Linked DNA regions of Mus musculus: region 2 is linked to region 1. Evidence: chromatin loops called from intact Hi-C (ENCODE). Cell type or tissue: left cerebral cortex. All regions are shown on one strand. Links, peaks and the distances in the headings refer to the core of each region. The heading gives the core; the rest is flanking DNA.

Region 1 (2,811 bases), core at 241-2,740:
CCAGCCAGTGCTACCCAGTGAGACTCTGGCTCAACAAAGAAAAACTACCAAATGCCAGCAGGAGAAGATTCCTTCATCCAGGACCCTGCTATTTTCTTTACATCCCGAAGACAGGAATTAAGTGAGCAAAAAGGAGGATGGGTTCGCTCTACATTGAGCTAAGTCCAGCACGGTAGAGCTAGGATCCAATTCTCATGCACACAAAGTCCCCATGCCCTTATCGGCAGTGTGAATATTTATTTATTTGTTCATTTATTTATTTTAGATAGGGTTTCATTACGTAGCCTTGGCTGGCCTGAAATTTGCTATGAAAAGGCTGGCCTCAAGCTCACAGATATCCTCCCGAAATTTGGTATTAAAGGCATGCACCACCATCTCTGGCTTGCACTATAAATATTTTTAAAGAGGCTTAAAGCCAGGCATGATGGTATGCCCCTGTAATGCTAACACTTGGAAGGCACAGGCAGGGAAGAACAGGAATTAAAATCAGTCTTGGCTACCTAGCAAATTCAAGGCCTGCCTGAGAGACATAAGCTATCTATGAGACCTTCTAAAAAGGGGTTTGGGGTAAAGGAATTGGCCACAACAGCATGTACCTGTATCTTCAGCAGTCAGGATGCTGGGGCAGAAGGTTTGCCTTGTGCTCCAGGCCAACCTGGTCTACACTATATAGAGCCATATAATGAGAGTCTGTCTCACAACAACAAAACCAGCAGAGCCACTGAGTTCGGTTCTCACGATGCAGAGCACAAACAGAAGAGGTAAGAAAGGACTGAGTTTACTCCAGGTCTCTTCTCCAAAGAAGGTACAGCTGGACCCTAAGTGTCTACACCAGCCATCATCACAGACGTGCAAAGTGAAACCAACCCACCCCACAGCCACTAAAAGGACCGCTACCAAAAATTAAACGCGGGTCTCGGGAGATGGATCTGTGGAAAAGGACCTGAGTACAGTGCCCATCATCCACATAAAGGCTTGTGTGGCTCTGAGCATCTATAACCGCAGCCCCAGGGGACTGGAGACAGGTGGGTCCTTGGAGCTCACTGACACCACCCAATGCAGCTGAAAAGATCCAGAGTCAGCGAAGGCCCTACTCAAAATGTAAGATGGAGAAGAAGACATCCTGGTGCTGACCCCTGGCCTCCACTGCCACACGCATGAGTGTGTGCTCCCTCACACCTCAGTGCACACATAGAAAAAAGCTGGGCATGGGGTTCAGCAATTAAGAGCGCTGGCTGCTCTTCCAGAAGCCCTTCCCGGCATCCACATCGCAGCTTACAACCACCTGTAACTGCAGTTCCAGAGGATTCCTGCCCTCTTCTGGACACCATAGGTACTGCATCCATGTGGTACATATACATAAAATTAAAATATAACCTTTTTTATTAAAAGAGAGAGAGAGATGGAAGGTGAGGACTAGCAATCAAGGTTATCCTCTAACACCATACATGTGTCTACACTCACATGCAAATATACATACATAGCATAAATTATAAACACACCAAAAAATTATGTTTGTATACAGAGGTCTGAGGGCTGGAGAGACTACTCAGTGGTTAAAAGCACGTGCCGCTTTCCCATGCAGTTGTGTGTGTATATGTGTGTGTGTGTGTGTGTGTGTGTGTGTGTGTGCGCGCCTGTGTGTATGTCTATATGTGCATATTGACGTATGTATGAGTATGTATGTGGGTGTGTTCTGTATGTGTGTCTGTGTATATGTTGTATGTATGTCTGTGAGTGTCTGTGTTTATCTGTGTATGTGTGTGTGTGTCTGTTGTGTCTGTGTCTGTATGTGTATGTCTTTATGTGTGTGTCTCGCTGTGTGATGTGTGTCTGTGTATTTGTGTGTGTGTGAATGTGTACTATGTGTGTGTCTGTATCTGTGTATCTGTGTGTGTGTGAGAGAGAGAGAGAGAGACCAGAAGTCAGCTGCTCTGAGTGTTGTTCTTCAGGTTCAGTCTGCCTTGTCTTTTGAGGCAGGGTCTCTCACTGAGTAGGCGAGGCTAACTTGCCAGCAATCACTATACCTGTCTCATCTCCAGCACCCAGCACTATGATAGATAGCACTGATGTCTATACAGAGATAGGTTTGGGCTCCGTGACTGGCTTGTTTACATAAAGATGAAACTCAGGTCCTCATGCATGCGAGATGAATGCGTGGCTTGATTGAACCCCTGCTCACCCCCCCCTTTTTCTATTTGTTTATTTATGTATTCACTGGGACAGGGTCTCCCTTTATATCTCAGGCTGCTTTCAAACTCACAACAATCCCCCTGCTTCAGCCTCAAAGTGCTGGGATTTTAGATGTGACCCATCATGTCTGGCTAAATTTCCTTTCTTCCTATGCCAAATGATAAGAATGAAATCCTTTCTAGGAGGGTGGGTGATGGTGGCACACACCTTTAAGCACTCCCACTGCGGAGGCAAAGACAGGTGGATCTCTGAATTCCAGGCCAACCTGGTCTACAGAGCAAGTTCTGGAACAGTGATGTCTATACAGAGAAAACCAAAAAGCCAAACCAACCAATAATAATAATAATAATTAATATTAATAATAAGCCTTTCTATGGCCAGCCCAGCCTGATCTACATAGCAAGTTGGGGGCCAGCCTGGATTGCACAAGATACTACCTCAATAAAATAAAATAAAATTATAAATATAAATAAATAAAATCAAAATCTCCCTATGGAGTATTGATACCGAATCTACAGAGTCTTTCCCCCATGCAACACGATTCACAAATTACCAGATTACTCTAGGAGCTGAAAGGATGTTTGTGCAATGATCCAGATATCTCTCCCAGCAGGCTTA
Region 2 (2,811 bases), core at 2-2,501, 48 kb before region 1:
TGGTATTACAGGTCCAAGATCCATATGGAAAGAACCGCCCTAAAGAAGAACCGCGGGATGACTCAGTTCCTCATGTGTCCCGCCTCCAGTGTCTCTACCCACTGAGAAATTCTAGCTGACCCAGGATTGAGTAACTTCTGTCACCAAAAAGAAGAAATCCTGTGACTGGCAGCCTTGTAGGTTGGGAGGGAAGTTCTCTGAAGGCAGGGATGGTAGACACACAAAACTAGATGTCCTCAAAGCTGGTACTGAACACGCCCTCTCTGTTTGGAGCAACGTCTTCTCCAGCAGTTTCCATCAGGGTTAAAAGTTCTAAAAGAAGCCAGGCAGTGATGGCCACACCTTTGATCCCAGCACTAGTGAAGCAGAGGCAGGAGGATCTCTATGAATTCAAGGCAAGCCTGGTCTACAGAGCGAGTTCCAGGACAGCAAAAACCCTGTCCAAAACAAAACAAAACAAACAAGCAAAAGTTCTAAAAGAAAGTATGGTGTGTGGCAGGATCCTACAGGTTAGTATCTCTATTGAAACTCTATTCAATTTCTAGACCAAGAGAGGAGACTTCTGCTGTGGCTGCTTTGTTGAATACAGACGCCTAGAAGATGCAGGAGACTGCACTGGGTGCCCTTTGGACCAGTTAGACCTCTGAACAGGACATGTGCCATTGTGAATCTCAACCTAAGAGAGGCTGACAGGCCAGGATTGTTGTTCTAGTTATTTTTGCATCACTGCAACAGGATGTCAGACAGGAACAACCCGAAGAAGGATAGGTTCATTTTGGCTCGTGGTTTGAGATGGTTAGGTCCCCACGGGCTAGGTCCGAGATTGCTTGCCCTTGGGCTTGGTGGCAGAAGCATTGGACTCGGGAGTTTCTTTACCTCACAGCAGACAGGAAACAAAGTAAAAAGCCATTCTCCTGGGGCCTCTTTAACCTAGTCAGGCCCCACCTGCTTCAATTTTGCCAAACTCCCAAAATACTACCACTGCCTAGGGACCAAACCTGAAGTGCATGAGTTTATGGGGACTTTGCACATCCAAACCATGGCACTTATTGTCCCTTAAAAGCTCAATGTCTCTGGTGCTAGAGAGATGGCTCAGCAGTTAAGAGCATGGATTGTTCTTCCAGAGGTCCTGAGTTCAATCCCAGTTACCACATGGCCCCTCTCAACCATCTGTAATGTGCTCTAATTCCCTCTTCTGGCATGTAGGTGTCCATGCAGATAGAGCACTCATTTACATTTAAAAAATTCAAACATCTCATTCTTGCACCAGATTTGTATCCTGGGCAAGACAGAAAAAACTTCCTTCTCCCTTCCTAGGTCCTGAGGCAAGCCCAAAAATTATACAAAATTAAAGTATGGGAAATAAATTAAATTAAAGAATAGGAAACAGTAGGATGTGGTGACACCTGGATATCAACATTTAAGAGATGGAGACAGGAGGTTCAGGAGTTCAGAGCCAGCCTGAGCTATATGAGATCCTGTCTCAAGCAAAAAGAAAAAAATTATTCAAATTTTTTACACATTCATGGGAGAAATCATAAAGCCCAAAAGTTAATATAGTTGATGGATTTTTTTTTAAATGAGACAGGATCTCATGTATCCCAGGCTAGCCTCATTTTTTAATGAGACAGGATCTCATGTATCCCAGGCTAGCCTCATTTTTTTAATGAGACAAGATCTCATGTATCCCAGGCTAGCCTCAAACTCACTATTTGTAGCCAGGAATGACTTTGAGTGACAGTGTGAATCATCATACCAACTTGTATTTGGTGCTGGCAATTGAATCCAGGGCTTTGTATATACTACTTGAGCACTCTGTGCTAACTGAGCTGCATTCTCAGCCTTCATTCATTCATTCATTCATTCATTCATCTGCTTTTCAGACCAAGTCACTAAGTAGCCCAGGCTGGCCTCAGATTCACAATCATCCTGCCTCCATCTCCCAAGTATTGAGAGCATAGGTTAAGAACCTCCCGATCCAGTTGATAAATTCAGTACAACTAATAACCAACTCTAGGATTAGGACAAAACAAGGGAAGTAAGGAAGAGGGCCCTGTGGGACAGTGACTAGACAGTGACTATTATCTCAGTAGGGAGAGACCAGCGGAACACAGGTTGATCTGCGTTCGTCTCTTTGGTGTCAGCTATCCACGTCTGGAAAGAAGACTGTTCTCATCCTGCCACCAGCAGGGACTCACGAGAGAGACGGTCATAGGATGCTTTTAGGCAGGAAGGGAAAAATCAGCTTTTCCTGAATTTACTGTATCTCAAGTGCTTTCAGCTTCAAAAAATTGATTTTCTAAACTAACAAAAAAAAAGTTTTAGGGCTGGAGAGACAGCTGAGCAGTTCTTCACTTCTGTTGCCCCTGACACAGACTTGAGCTCCATTCCCAGCAGCACAGCAGGTGGTTCACAGCCACCTATAACTCTAGCTTCCACAGGCATCCACACTCATGTGGCACACATTCACACAAACACACACAGGTACACATAACTTTAAAAATAACAAAAAATAAAATTCAAAGTACTGAAGTTGAAAGAAAATTAAATTCAAGGTCCATGACTCACGCGGCTTGCTAGTTAGGAGGGCTTTTTGAGCCAAGAGCAAAGAACAAAGGCTGTTGCTATTAAGTCATTCCAGGAACTGGCTATCCATAAAGATAGAGGCATACAAAGACTATCTCAGCCAAGTTAAGCACCTGACCCTCAGAATTGCTGTCACCCTGCTCTGCACGTACAATTTGCTGATGTTTAAACTGTCCAATTGTGTGTAACCTCGCCAATTCTTCCCCTGCCACCAACTATTTTGTA

What was found. Hi-C counts contacts between places; a loop is a spot of excess contacts. Peaks named below come from ENCODE experiments on the same cell type or tissue, not always from the same donor. Only the 100,000 strongest peaks of a DNase experiment are listed, where the experiment ranks them.
Region 2: it touches region 1 in a loop (2.0-fold over the local background); 15 of 42 quality-filtered maps call a loop at or near these places.

What each region holds. Positions count from the first base shown.
Region 1 is chr4:132,567,785-132,570,595 of GRCm38, reverse strand. All of the region lies in intron 1 of Ptafr (platelet-activating factor receptor), which reads right to left. Among named protein-coding and RNA genes, the nearest start is that of Ptafr, 5.1 kb to the right of the region's middle. In left cerebral cortex, for the core only: a CTCF peak has its summit at 1,324 (motif pointing left); no DNase peak of the experiment used is centred there.
Region 2 is chr4:132,615,339-132,618,149 of GRCm38, reverse strand. No RefSeq gene overlaps it. Among named protein-coding and RNA genes, the nearest start is that of Eya3, 22 kb to the left of the region's middle. In left cerebral cortex, for the core only: no CTCF peak of the experiment used is centred there; DNase peaks (open chromatin) are centred at 58, 613 and 1,213; H3K27ac peaks cover 1,033 bases.